Linked DNA regions of Homo sapiens: all the other regions are linked to region 2. A link is a contact called in ENCODE Hi-C or POLR2A ChIA-PET data. All regions are on one chromosome and are shown on one strand. Each heading gives the region's core, a stretch centred on a gene start or an enhancer-like site at or near the end of the contact. The rest is flanking DNA. Distances are from core to core; before and after follow the strand shown.

Region 1 (4,282 bases), core at 991-3,490, 85 kb after region 2:
CCCCTCCTGCACCAGCACACTCACTCGGCCGAAGGGCCAGCGGGACTGAAGCCCAGCCCATCACACTCACTCACCAGGCCCTGGGAGGGGTAGCATCCCCCCGGAGGGTGCCTTTCCTAACTTGTTCAAAAGGGACAATGGGCTGGCAGTGGCCCTGATTGGGTCCATGAGGTTTGGAGCATTGCGAAGGGACTTGCCAAATCTCTGTCACTCTCCTGGTCTCTCCCTGTTGGTATATAAATGTGTCCCTGTGTGTGTGTTTCTGTCTCTGCCCTGTCTCCCCATGTCTCCCAGTGTCTCTGTCTCTCTCACTGTATCTCAGGTGGGATGAAGGCAAAAGCAAAGAGGCACCCAGGTCCATTCTGAGAGAGTTTAGGGACTCAGTGGTGGCTGAAAGGAAGGCAGTGGGTTGGGTCATTTAGGAGCTGGGGGTCAGGGTGGGTGGTCCCAGGAAAATGTGGGCAGGGCCAAAGGTGGGCCTATCCACCTCAGGAGACTGTATGATCCCCCTCCTGTGGCCCCCTGGCCAAGACCTCCCAGGGAGATGGTGCCTCAGGCCCTGTCTGGGGTCACTGGGGGTCAGCCTGGCCTACACTAGGGTGAAGGGAGGGCAAAACCGGAGATTTTGCTCCCCTTCTCAACTGGGAGATGAGCTGGAAAGCAGAGAGGCAGAGGGGAGAGACTCAGCTGGGTTGAAACCTGGCTCCCACTGCAGCAAGCTCATATGACGGCAGACAAGTCTCATATCTCTCTGAATCTCAGTCTCCACGTCTGTGCAATGGGTGAATGAAGAGCTGCTTGGCTCGTAGAAGATTCTCAAAGAATCCGTGGGGCCGGGCACAGTGGCTCACGCCTGCAATCCCAGCACTTTGGGGGCCATGGCTGGTGGATCACCTGAGGTCAGGAGTTCGAGACCCGCCTGGTCAAAATGATGAAACCCTATCTCTACTAAAAATACAAATAAATTAACTGGGCATGGTGGTGGGCACCTGTAATCCCAGCTACTCGGGAGGCTGAGGCAGGAGAATCACTTGAACCTGGGAGGTGGAGGTTGCAGTGAGCCGAGATCACGCCATTGCACTCCAACGTGGGCGACAAGAGTGAAACTCCGTCTAAAAAATAAGAATCCATGGAACCATTTTTATGAAGCATCGACTACATCCTAGTCCTGTTCTAGGCACTGGGGAATAGAGCAATGAGCAAGACATACACAACCTCCACTTTGGGGGGCTTACATTATTGCTAGTGAGATAAACAACAGATACGCCAGGGTGAGAGGTGCTATGAAGAAAGCTGAGACTGGATAGTTGGGGGGATATCACAGAGGGATGAGGAGGCCTTGCTGAGGAGGTCGTGTGCCGGAAGCCAGGGAGGGAGCCATCTGGGGGAAGGGCAGCCATGGGCACAGCAAGTGCGTCGCCCTGAGGCAGGAGCAGGACTGGTGGGTTTGAGGAAAGGGATCCGTGGAGCTGGAAAGGCATACGTGGGAGGGGGTGGGACAGGAGGTGAGGTCAGAAAGGAAATGTGGAGATGCGCTTTGCTGATCATGGGTTTGGGGGTTTGTTTCTTTCTCTTTTTATCTCTGTCGCTCGGGCTGGAGTGCAGTGACGCGATGACAGCTCACTGCAACCTCCACTCCTGGGCTCAGGCGATCCTCCCGCCTCAGCGAGGACTGCAGGCGCGCGCCACCGCACCAGGCTTGGGTTTCTCGGATCCAGTGTGGAGTGATGCGATGTGGTTTGCATATTTAAAGCTCCCTGGGCTGCCGAGGAGGAAAGGCTGTAGGGGGCGGGGCCTGAAACAGGGAGGCAGGTTCCGAGGCTGCCGCAGGCGTGGGGCGGGGTCGTCTGGCTGTGACTTACTGCAGAGAGTATGAGGGGGAACCAAGAGGGTACTTACCACTAAGGGGAGCGCCTTGGCCAGCACCTCTGCTCAGTGGGGAGCCAGGCCCCGCCCCAGGTGGTACCTTCCCCCTTGCCCCATATGAGGGGCTTGTGGGGGACTTTGTCTCCATCATCCGCAGGGTGGAGCGGGGCGGCCTGGGACCTGGAGTCCGGGAAGAGTCGAAGGCCTGTGGGCGGCCGAGGTCACGCGTGGGCGCCTGCGGGGGGAGGGCGGAACCAAGAGGTTGGCACCGCAGTGCCTGTGCGCACCGAAGTGCAGCAAACACGTCTCGGCCACGACTGCCAGGCCACCCCAGGCTCCAGCGGAGCGTGCGTACCTGCGCAGGCGCTCGCATCTGAGAACTGCCGAACCGTGCCACATTTCCGTTCCCTCTGGCCTCGCCCTCAGGGGTCGACCGGCGGCGGAGCGCGGGGCCTCCTGTGCTGAAGGCAGCTCCCTGGCCTCCAGAAACTCACAGTCAGTGGTGGGAGGGCCGTAACAGACCCGCGCAGTTAAGAACCAGATGATGATGTTGCTGTAGTATAGTTTGGAGAGTGCAGAGAAGGAAGCAAGCAATGCCAGCAGGGAGGAATCCAGAAGGCTTCCAGGAGAAGGCACCATTTATGATTTGGGCTTGTATCAGGAGGAGGAAGTTGACAGGTGAAATAAGGGGAGGGCATGCCTGCCAGGCGAACAGTCTGTGATTGGGAAGTGTCCAGTCTGCACCATGACCCCACTGTCCACCTTCCTGACCAAGTAGGAACCATTTGGACTCCTCTATTGTCCTGGGCCTCCTTGTTTAGTCCACCCTTTTATTTTATTTTATTTTATTTTATATTATCTTATTTTATTTTATTTATTTCATTTCATTTCATTTCATTTTATGAGATGGAGTCCCGCTCTGTCGCCCAGGCTGGAGTGCAGTGGCGCGATCTCTGCTCACTGCAACCTCTGCCTCTGGGTTCAAGCGATTCGCCTGCCTCAGCCTCCTGAGTAGCTGGGATTACAGGCACCTGCCACCGCGCCTGTCTACTTTATTTATTATTATTATTATTTTTTGAGACAGAGTCTCACTCTGTTGCCAGGCTGGAGCAGGCTGGAATGCAGTGGAGCTTTTTCGGCTCACTGCAACCTCTGCCTCTCGGGTTCAAGCAATTCTCCTGCCTCAGACTCCTGAGTAGCTGGGACTACAGGCACGCATCGTGACACCCGGCTAATTTTTTCTATTTTTTTTAGTAGAGAAGGGGTTTCACCATGTTGGCCAGGATGGTCTCGATCTCTTGACCTCGTGATCTGCCCATCTTGTCCTCCCAAAGTGCTGGGATTACAGGTGGAAGCCACCGCACCCTGCCTTTTTTTTTTTTTTTTTTTTTTGACGGAGTCTTGCTCTGTCGCCCAGGCTGGAGTGCAGTGGCGCGATCTCGGCTCACTGCAAGCTCCGCCTCCCAGGTTCACGCCATTCTCCTGCCTCAGCCTCCCAAGTAGCTGGGACTACAGGTGCCCGCCACCATGCCCGGCTAATTTTTTGTATTTTCAGTAGAGACAGGGTTTCACCGTGTTAGTGTGCCTGGCTAATTTTTGTATTTTTAGTAGAGATGGAGTTTCACCATGTTGGCCAGGCTGGTCTCGAACTCCTGACCTCAGGTGATCTGCCCTCCTTGGCCTCCCACAGTGTTGGGATTAAGGGCATGAGCCACCACACCCAGCCCACCCATTTATGTTTAGCTTATTTTCTCTCTACCATCTATCCCGCTCAACACCCCCACTCTCACTGCCTTTGCTGGAGCCCTAAATCACCGCCCTAGCCTTCCATCCTCTCACTGCATCTGCCTCACCACTGCCAGGGTGCCGTTGGCTCTCTTCCTCTCTCCCCCTCTATAACCCCTACCCATCCTGTACAGCTCAGCCATGGCACCTACTCCAGCCCTGGTTTCCTCACAGCTCCCTGGTTTTAGGGCTAACAGGATTCACTGCATGTGTTTACTTGCTCTCCCCAGGGGAGACAAACACAGCATGAAGGCAGGCCCTGGGGGTGCGGGCGGGGGTTTTGGGGGAGCTTTGTTTCCATTGTCTGCAGTGTCCAGCATGGTGTCAGATTCAATATATGGCACTAGACTGAATGAGCAGAGGGTGGCTTGCAGAAGGACGCTTGTGAATAGGGGTGGGTGAGAGCGGGGGAAGCAGGCAGGGGCTGGATTACATAGGGCCTTAAAAGCCAACTTAAGCAGCTTGGCGTTCATCCTCAGGGCAATGGGAGCGAGGGCCGGAGACCTGGGAGAGTGGCCTGGTAAGATGTACAGCGAGGGGGCAGGGGCTAATGTGGAGGCCTTCACAATGGTCACAGTGAGAGAGGAGTGGACCTGAGCTGGGACAGTGGCAGGTGGAGTGGACAGGAAAA
Region 2 (4,154 bases), core at 495-2,994:
GCATCTGTAATGCCAGCTACTTGGGAGGCTGAGGCAGGAGAATCACTTGAACCTGGGAGGTGGAAGTTGCAGTGAGCCGAGATCTCGCCACTGCACTCTAGCCTGGGCAACAGAACAGGACTCTGTCCCCCATAAAAAAATTATACATAAGATATAAATTACAACTTACACTTGTGAGTGCTTTTTTTACAAACCACTCTTTCATGGATTCTCTCTCTCTCTTTTTTTTTTTTTTTTTTGAGACAAAGTCTTACTCTGTTGCCCAGGCTGGAGTGCAATGGCACGATCTCAGCTCACTGCAACCTCTGCCTCCCAGGTTCCAGTGATTCTCCCACCTCAGCCTCCCGAGTAACTGGGACTACGGGTGTGCACCACCATGCCTGAATAATTTTTTTGTATTTTTAATAGAGATATGGTTTCATGATGTTGGTCAGCCTGGTCTCGAATTCCTGACCTCAAGTGATGGAAGAGCGTTTTTTTGTTTGCGTGTTTGTTTGTTTTTAGAAACAGGGTTTTACTATATTGCCCAGACTGGTCTCAAACTGCTGGGTTCAAGTGATCCTCCCACCTCAGCCTCCCAAAGTGCTGGATTGCAGGCATTAGTCACCACACCTAGCATGAATCATTATTTGCTCAAATAAACTCTGCTAAATTTTATTGACTAAGGTTCTTCTTTAAATAATAAGTAGTAAGGGTACATGCATTTTATAAAAATTTTCCTTTTAGTTATCAATTATATGTATGTGTGCTGGCTTAGAATCTAAAATATCTTTCCTTTTTTTTTTTGAGACAGAGTCTCACTCTGTCACCCACACTGGAGTGCAGTGGCGCGATCTTGGCTCACTGCAATCTCTGTCTCCCAGGTTCAAGCAATTCTCCTGCCTCAGCCTCCTGAATAGCTGGGATTACAGGCGTTCAACACCACGCCCAGTTAGTTTTTGTATTTTTAGGAGAGATGGGTTTTCGCCATGTTGGCCAGGCTGGTCTTGAACTCCTGACCCCAGGTGATCTGCCTGCTTCGGCCTCCCAAAGTGCTGGGATTACAGACGTGAGCCACTGGGCCCTGTCTAAAATATATTTCTTACTGTGGGTCCTAGTCAAAAAAGTTTGAAAGCAGGCCCAGTTAGTTTTTGTATTTTTAGGAGAGATGGGTTTTCGCCATGTTGGCCAGGCTGGTCTTGAACTCCTGACCCCAGGTGATCTGCCTGCTTCGGCCTCCCAAAGTGCTGGGATTACAGACGTGAGCCACTGGGCCCTGTCTAAAATATATTTCTTACTGTGGGTCCTAGTCAAAAAAGTTTGAAAGCAGGCCAGGCACGGCTCACGCCTGTAATCCCAGCACTTTGGGAGGCCCAAGGTGGGTGGATTACCTGAGGTCAGGAGTTCAGGACCAGCCTGACCAACATGGTGAAACCCCATCTTTACTAAGTACAAAAAATTAGCTGGGTGTGGTGGCACATGCCTGTAATCCCAGTTATTTAGGAGGCTGAGGCAGGAGAATCGCCTGAACCCGGGAGGCGGAGGGTGCAGTGAGCCGAGATTGCACCATTGCACTCCAGCCTAGGCAACAGGAGCAAAATCTGTCTCAAAAACAAACAAAGAAACAAAGTTTGAAATTAACCGACATAGTGACTAAATTCGTACCCTTTTGAGTCAGCTGGAACTGGGCTCAGCTATGTGGCTTCGGGCAAGTAACTTAACTTCTTTTTTTTTGAGACAGAGTTTCGCTCTTGTTGCCCAGGCTGGAGTGCAAGGGCGCGACCTCGGCTCACCACAACCTCCGCTTCCGGGGTTCAAGTGATTCTCCTGCCTCAGCCTCCCGAGTAGCTGGGATTACAGGCATGTGCCACCATGCTTGGCTAATTTTTCTATTTTTAGTAGTGACGGGGTTTCTCCATGTTGGTCAGGCTAGTCTCAAACTCCCGACCTCAGGTGATCTGCCCGTCTCGGCCTCCCAAAGTGCTGGGATTACAGGTGTGGTAACAACTTCTCTGAGAGAATTTCCTCACCAATAAAACAAGATTGTAATATCCGTCTTCTTAGATTGTTATATGAGGATTAAATAAGTGCAAATTGCTTAGTTCGGCATCGGGAATGTAATATGTTCAGAAGATGTGGTTATTATTTTCTAGCTTTAAAGATACGCACACATGGCCTTGTTTCTTTCTCATTCCCAGCTCTATTAATTTCACTTCCTACTTTCTATTTTCAGCCATTTAGAGAAGCAAGTCTGCGACTCTCTAGCAATCCTGGATTTTATGGAAATTATCTCTCCCATCTCAGAGGGTTTCAAGGCCCATAAACCTGCTCCTCCCACAGCTTGCTGTCTGCAGTTCGGGGGCGGATGAACCACTCTGTGTCCCAGCCCACTCTCCGCTGTTGAGGATCAGCGTCCCGGGATCTTTGGTAATAGAGGATGCAGCTGAGGGTTTTGTTTTTAAAACTGGGCTCTCCTTCCTTTTCCTCTGAGGAAAGGAAACTTTTTTCCTGCCTCTCCTCCCAACATTGCAAGCTCTTCCTCGCTTTCTCTCACAGGTCTGCGCTCTCCTGCTAAGCCCAGGACGTTTCCTTCCCTTTTTCCCTGTGCCCCTGTTCCTTGGCCACAGGGTGGAGGTGAGCTCACGCCCCTGCCCCTCCGTTCCCTTCACCTCCATTCTGGCATGTTGCCCCCACTGTTCTCAGACTGGGGTGCTCGAGCAATCTGCCCTCCTGTGTTTTGGGGGCTGTCCAGCTGTAACCCCTTCCCTGGGTTGGGCTGCTTTACACTTGGGCTCCCACCAGGGTCCAGGAAGGGGTGGGGGCTTGGGGGTGGAGACTATGGACCCCACCTCCTCCTGGGAATGGGCACCTGGATGGCTGCTTTATGGCCATGTGAAAGCAGAGCAGGCATCACTCATTCCATCCTCATTCATTCCTTCACTCACAACAAGTGCTGCAGATACCCAAGATGACTAAGAAATGGCCCCTGCTTTCAAAAAGCTCAGTCTAGTCCCATGATGTCCTTAATCACACCCCCTCAAAAAAGTCGTATTAAGCAGTAGGTAAGGGGAAGTGACCTCTAAGAAGGATCTAACAGTGGAAATTACCTATCTTAACGACACAGGTAAATTCAACTTTGTAAAAGAGTTTATGGAGTGAGAAAAAGCATCAGAATCAAGTAAGTTTGAGGGATGAAGCCAAGTGTGCTTTTAGAAAAGTCTATTCACATTGCAAAGGTTTCTCTCCTTTCGACAGTGGCTCATGCCTATAATCCCAGCACTTTGGGAGGCCAAGGTGGGAGGATCACTTGAGTTCAAGAGTTCAAGACCAGCCTGGGCAACATAGGGAGAACCTGTCTCCATAAAAAGGTTTAAAAATCAGCCAGGTGTGGTGGCATGTGCTTGCAGTCCTATTAGGGAGGCTGAGGTGAGAGAATCACTTGAGCCCAGGAGTTCAAGGTTGCAGTGAGCTATGATGGTGTCACTGCACTCCAGCCTGGGTGACAAAACGAGACCCTGTCTCTAAAAAAAATAAAGTTTAAATTTAAATCTAAAAATAAGAGATTCCCTCCTTTTAAGTAGTCTAGAAACAGGAGCCATTCTTGTTTCTATTTTCTGGTTACATATTTAGTGTCCTGTGTCGGGAGGGTGGCAGGGTGCTGGAGCTCACTTCTAGGCCACACTGACCGTAACATTATACCATGAGACACCCACTGCTCACAGATGTGGTTATTTCCAGGACTCCACTTCTGGAAACAAGGCCCCAAGTGACTGGCTGTGGGACATTCTCCTCCCTCCAAAAGTGTGAAATAAACATCACTTAGAAAAAACTTTGCAATTGGTAAAACAGTAAGCAATGAAACAGACACTTCTCAAATATTCCAAGATGATACACGCTTTTCAGTGTGTATGATCCAATAAAGCCATTGGAGCTAGGCTTTAATAGTCAAAAAAGACTATTCAGTTAGATAGGAACTATTTGCCTATAACTATTGGCCAAAAATAGGTTAAAAAATTGTTTTAAATTTGTGCTTTACAAAACATGTGGACTTTTTTAGAAAATGTGTCAAATTTCAAAAGAAATATAGACATTATGGAAAGGTCAGTTAAGCACAGCCCTAATCCTGAAAACATAACTATGAAAGATACTAGCTGTTACTTGTAACCAAAAGGAAA
Region 3 (4,463 bases), core at 1,175-3,674, 90 kb before region 2:
CTTCTATTACCAGTGATGCTCTTCTTCCCCTCTATGTGCTCAAGGCTCTTAGTCTCTAACACTGTTTCTCTGATTCACATGTGCTCTCCATTTCTGCCCATTTCTTACAATTGCCTTCTCTCCCTAGGTCACCCCTGGAACTTCACATTGGTTTCCCCACAGACATCCCTAAAAGTGCCCCCCACTCGATGACTGCCTCATCTTCCTCAGTTTCATCCCCATCCCCAGGTCTTCCTAGACGCTCAGCACCCCCTTCTCCCCTGTGCCGTAGTTTGTCTCCTGGGACTGGGGGAGGAGTCCGAGGTGGGGTTGGTTACCTGTCCCGAGGGGACCCTGTCCGGGTCCTTGCTCGGAGAGTACGGCCTGATGGCTCTGTGCAGTACCTGGTTGAGTGGGGAGGAGGGGGCATCTTCTGAACAGCCTGCCTCTGCCCAGCTCCCCATTCACACACACCGGCACTTTCATACCCTGACCTCTGACCTCACCTACAGCTGGGATGTACCTGGAGAGATAGGGGGTAGTTCTCCCTACTGCCCAGGCTGGAATCCAAGAGTGGGGAGTGGGGAAGAGGCCCTCTTCTCTACCCTCCTTCATGATTCCTGACCCCTCCCATCCTTCCCATTTCCTTTGATGTTATTTTGTTACAGCTTTTTAAATATTTTTTAAAATTATTTAACCCCTGGGGGCAGAGACTGAGGAGGGAGGATGATAAGGGATCCCGGACTCTGTATGATTGAAATAAAGAGAAATAAACAAATCTAGCAGCTCTGAGTCATTCTGAAAGATGTAGAGAATACAGGGACTAGAAGCACTTATATTCTCCCAACAAATTTGCATACATGACAAAAAACAGGCAAAAGGCAGAGAGACCCAAAGACGGGATTTATTGGGGGCCCAGTCATCACCTGGAAGTCAGAAGGCGTTGAAGTATCGCGGGGATCTTCATGATGAGCAGGAACAGGGCTCATCATGGCAGGACTGTGATAGAGTCAGAAACTGACTCTGTGACCTGGCGCACCCACTGCAGGTACGGAAAGTTCCCCTGTTCCACAGGCAATGCAATTACCTCGGCCACTTCGTAAGGGTGCACAGAACTACAAAATAGGTGGGTGGGGGAAGGGGATCACTCAAAGATTTACCCAAAAGAACCCACTCCCTTACACGCAAGCCCTAGACTGCCCAGCAAGTCACACCCACACAGTACACACCCTCACCCCATCCATCTCAAAGTTCTCACCGAACAAAATCTGTCAAAGCTGGGACCAAGGAACTTTGGGTTTTAATCATCTAAGGGACAAAGATAAACATGGTTGAATCAAGGAGTGGGATTGAGTTCAGTTTCTCAGAAGAGGGGTAAGGGCTAAAGGGGTCAGGGATTGGGGATATTTTGTTGGGTGGGGGAAATGTTTCTCACCATCAGCACCTCACTGTCTTCCTCGATCTTCCCTTTCCACTCATAGCTGAAAGGTCAGAGGGGGAGAGTTGTGGGGAGCAAAGAATTTCCCCCAGGAAAGAGGTTCCCAGTCAGCTCCTACAGTTAGGTTAACCCCCCAACTCCTATGACTCACATGGATGTAATCTGAGGGATGAGGTTGACGCAGGCTGCTAGGCGCTTCTCCACCACGGCCCTGGAGTGAAGAGACAGTCCCATTCAGAGTACCCCATAACCCCAGTTTTTGTACTGGCAGCCCAGAGACAGGCTTCCAGAGCTGGAGAAAGGAGAAAGCAGCACTCTTCTGCCCCACCCCCAACTGTCCCTTCATGATCATCCTTTCTCGCTGCACATCGAGGTCCCTACCTGGCGATCTCCTTGGCGACCTTCTCGTTGGGGCAAGTAACAAAGGCTGCAGAGACCGAGCCCGGAACGTAGCCAGAGCCGGAATCCGAGGCCGGCGAGGGCTGGGTCGGAGGGCTTCCAGAGGCCATGGTCAGCAAGACTCGGGGTAGCAACAAAAGGCGGGAGGCCACAGGCAGCAGCGCCGGCATCCAAACAAAAGACAGGAGCAGAGAGGCCTGAGAGCAGGAGGCGAATTCGATCTCTCCTCACAAACAGCCCAGGAAATTACACCCGGGGAAGCCTTCGCTTAGATCCTCAGGCTCTGCCCTCCCTCTGATGCACCCCCGAAGAATGCCCCTGAAGGTGAGAGAGAAACTTGGAAAATAAAGCAAAAGCTCATTTCACTCACACCTCAGGGGGCCAACCTCTGGGATTTAGGGTGCGGGTAGCGGTCGAGGCTTCGAGGACCGGAAGGGGCGGGGCGGGGCCGGTCACTCACCACTCCGCCGAGCAGGACCGCGGGAGCCCGCCCCCCACTCATGCGGCCTACGCTGGTACAGGAGAGTTGATCTCAAAGGCCACACGTCACACGGAGAAACAACCCCAGGAAGAGCGGCCTCTTCTTACCTGGGTGGCAGCCACGTGATTAGAAAACAGCGCGCACCATGTGACAGTAGAAGAAGGACCACCTGCGCCTCCAGAGCCAGCCAATCCCGACCCTATCATGGCGCGGTTTGCCCACCTCCTGATGAAGGAGGAGCCATGGGAGACTTGACCAATCGACTACCGCATCTGCAGACGTGCGCGGAAATGGCACGCCCGTTTCCGTGTGAACCCGAAACTGCCACTTGCTGGCTGAGGAGAGCCGCTGCGGCGTTCCACTGTCACGTGAGGGGGCCGGTCCTCTTCGGCGGCGGCACTCAGTGAGTGACGCCAAGTGGCCAATCACAGGCCAGCCTCGCAGGCCACGTGAGGCGAGAGCTGGTTCCAGGAAAGGGGGGCCAGAGACCCCGCAGAGTCGATGCGTCAGGCTGTGGAGTGGGGAATCATCCTTAAACCCCACAATGTGCCTAGTGACCTCCCCTGCACTGTTTCCGAGGTCTTAAGGAGTGGGAGGGTCTGAGAAGGACCCTTCACCCCAAACTCAGGGGTTAAGAGAGCGCCCCCTGCCCTTTTAGTTGGGCAGAGATATGCCTGGGTTTGGGAATGAACAACGGTGATCTAGAAGCCCGCTGTCCCTGGGTAGCAGGGAGTGATTAGGCAGGCACGGGCATGGCAAGACAATAGCTAGCTGAGGAAAGAAGCATTTTAAAACAGAGCGAGACCCTGTGGTAGAGGATGGTGAAAATGGGGCCTAGCCATCTTAATTGAAAACCCAAAGCTTGAGACAGACTACTGAATCAGAGGGAAGGAGAACGAGGGCTGCAGGATGGGGACAGTGGTGATGGTCCTTCTGTCCCCTCTTCCCTGCCTATTCCACTCCCCAGGATTGGTCCACCTCTCAGCCTCGGGTCTCCTTTCCCTAACCCATCCCCCAAGGAGCCAGGACCTGCCCTACATAACTTCCCTGGGGCCCAAGCACATCCTGTGACCCAAAAATGGAGAGAGGGGCCAATGAGAGGCAGAGAGGTGGGAGGAGGTGCAGAGAAAAAAGCTCTTGCCACTGCCCCCACCCAATATTTCCCCTCCCTTCAAGGTCTGAGGTCATTGGTCTGGTGGTGGGGATGCCTCGGAGTTTCCCAGGCTGACGTCAGGGTTATACCTCTCGGAGGTTCTAGGGCAGGGAAGTGGGGAGGGGAGGTTCCCTGAGATCTCTGTCTTTGAGTTTGGAGTTTGTCTCTGAGACAGATTTCGGAGGGGTCTTTCAGTATTTGTGTGGAGATCTTTCTTAGGATTGAGTTTCCTTTTATGCTTCTGGTTTGGGGGGTTTCTATGTTTCAGGGTCTGTGGTCGCACTCTGAGGTCTTTCGAAGTCTTCTTCATGAATTTTGGGTCTCTGAGTTGTCCATCTCCGGACCAGCTGAAGTCTCTATCTCCCCTTAAGTCAGGAGTGTCTCTGTCTCTAAGTTATCAGTCTCTGAGATCTGAGTCTGGGGTCTCTTTCTAGGTCTGAGTTCTCTAAGCTCTAATTCTACATCTGGCTCTTTCTGAATCTGGGCCTCATCTTTTTCTGAGTCTAGGTCTCAGGTCCTGGTCCCTGAAATCATCATCTCAGGGTCTGGAGTCTAAGATATCTGTAGGTATGGAGAACCCTTTTTAGACTGGATTTTCAGATTTTGATATTGAGCTTCTCTCTCTGGGGGATCTGGGGTCGTTTTTTCCTCAAATCAGGAGTCTCTTTTCCTCTAGATTTTGGCCCTGTGTCTCAAATTACCCCACAGTGGGGGGTGGTGAAGTATCTTTCTCTGTGGGTCTAGGGTCTCTCTGTCTCAGGGTCTGGGGTCTGCATCTTTAGGACCTCTGTCTCTCTCTGGTGTGTTTTTGAGTCAGGGGTCTCTCTCTCTCTCACAATCTGGGCCTCCCGGAGTAGGGGTGGGGGCTGCAGAGTCTCTCCCTCCTCCTCCTCCTCCTGCTCTCTTCGCTCTCGCTCGCTCCCCCGCCCCCCCTCTCTCTCGGCTGCCGCTGCTGCCGTTGGCTCTTATTCTCCTCCTCCTCCTCCTCTCTCCTCCTCTCTGCTTCTCTCTGC

Evidence for each region. A loop is a pair of places that touch in the nucleus more often than their neighbours do. ChIA-PET counts read pairs that join two places held with the same protein, here RNA polymerase II (POLR2A). Pooled maps may share reads with other maps.
Region 1: a pooled map shows a loop between it and region 2 (3-fold over the local background). The contact joins the promoter of LINC00336 here to the enhancer-like site in region 2. A Hi-C loop is called at or near these places in 3 of 168 maps with a recorded cell type or tissue (K562, PC-3 and mammary epithelial cell), 3 of 37 single-sample maps with no recorded cell type and 4 of 50 pooled maps. POLR2A ChIA-PET finds 5 or more read pairs at or near these places in 6 of 52 experiments (HEK293, Panc1, RWPE1 and 1 more).
Region 3: a loop to region 2 is called in a pooled map, with 5 times the contacts of the local background. The contact joins the promoter of CUTA here to the enhancer-like site in region 2. A Hi-C loop is called at or near these places in 3 of 37 single-sample maps with no recorded cell type and 4 of 50 pooled maps. POLR2A ChIA-PET finds 5 or more read pairs at or near these places in 6 of 52 experiments (A549, H1, Panc1 and 3 more).

The regions. Positions count from the first base shown.
Region 1 is chr6:33,591,098-33,595,379 of GRCh38, forward strand. LINC00336 (long intergenic non-protein coding RNA 336) reads right to left here and starts at 2,241. Exons shown (of 2, transcript NR_027908.2): 1 at 1,900-2,241. RefSeq lists enhancers at 151-790, 2,071-2,710.
Region 2 is chr6:33,506,852-33,511,005 of GRCh38, forward strand. No RefSeq gene overlaps it. Among named protein-coding and RNA genes, the nearest start is that of ZBTB9, 54 kb to the left of the region's middle. Within about 2 kb of position 1,745, at least 4 of the 41 ENCODE cell types and tissues checked have a DNase peak (open chromatin) inside an H3K27ac peak, as active enhancers do.
Region 3 is chr6:33,415,683-33,420,145 of GRCh38, forward strand. It overlaps CUTA (cutA divalent cation tolerance homolog), which reads right to left and starts at 2,425. Exons shown (of 6, transcript NM_001014840.2): 1 at 2,277-2,425; 2 at 1,799-2,013; 3 at 1,569-1,628; 4 at 1,415-1,460; 5 at 1,238-1,287; 6 at 760-1,094. The coding sequence starts at 2,318. The coding sequence ends at 968. It overlaps PHF1 (PHD finger protein 1), which reads left to right. Exons shown (of 15, transcript NM_024165.3): 15 at 128-757. The coding sequence ends at 416. It overlaps SYNGAP1 (synaptic Ras GTPase activating protein 1), which reads left to right and starts at 4,383. Exons shown (of 19, transcript NM_006772.3): 1 at 4,383-4,463.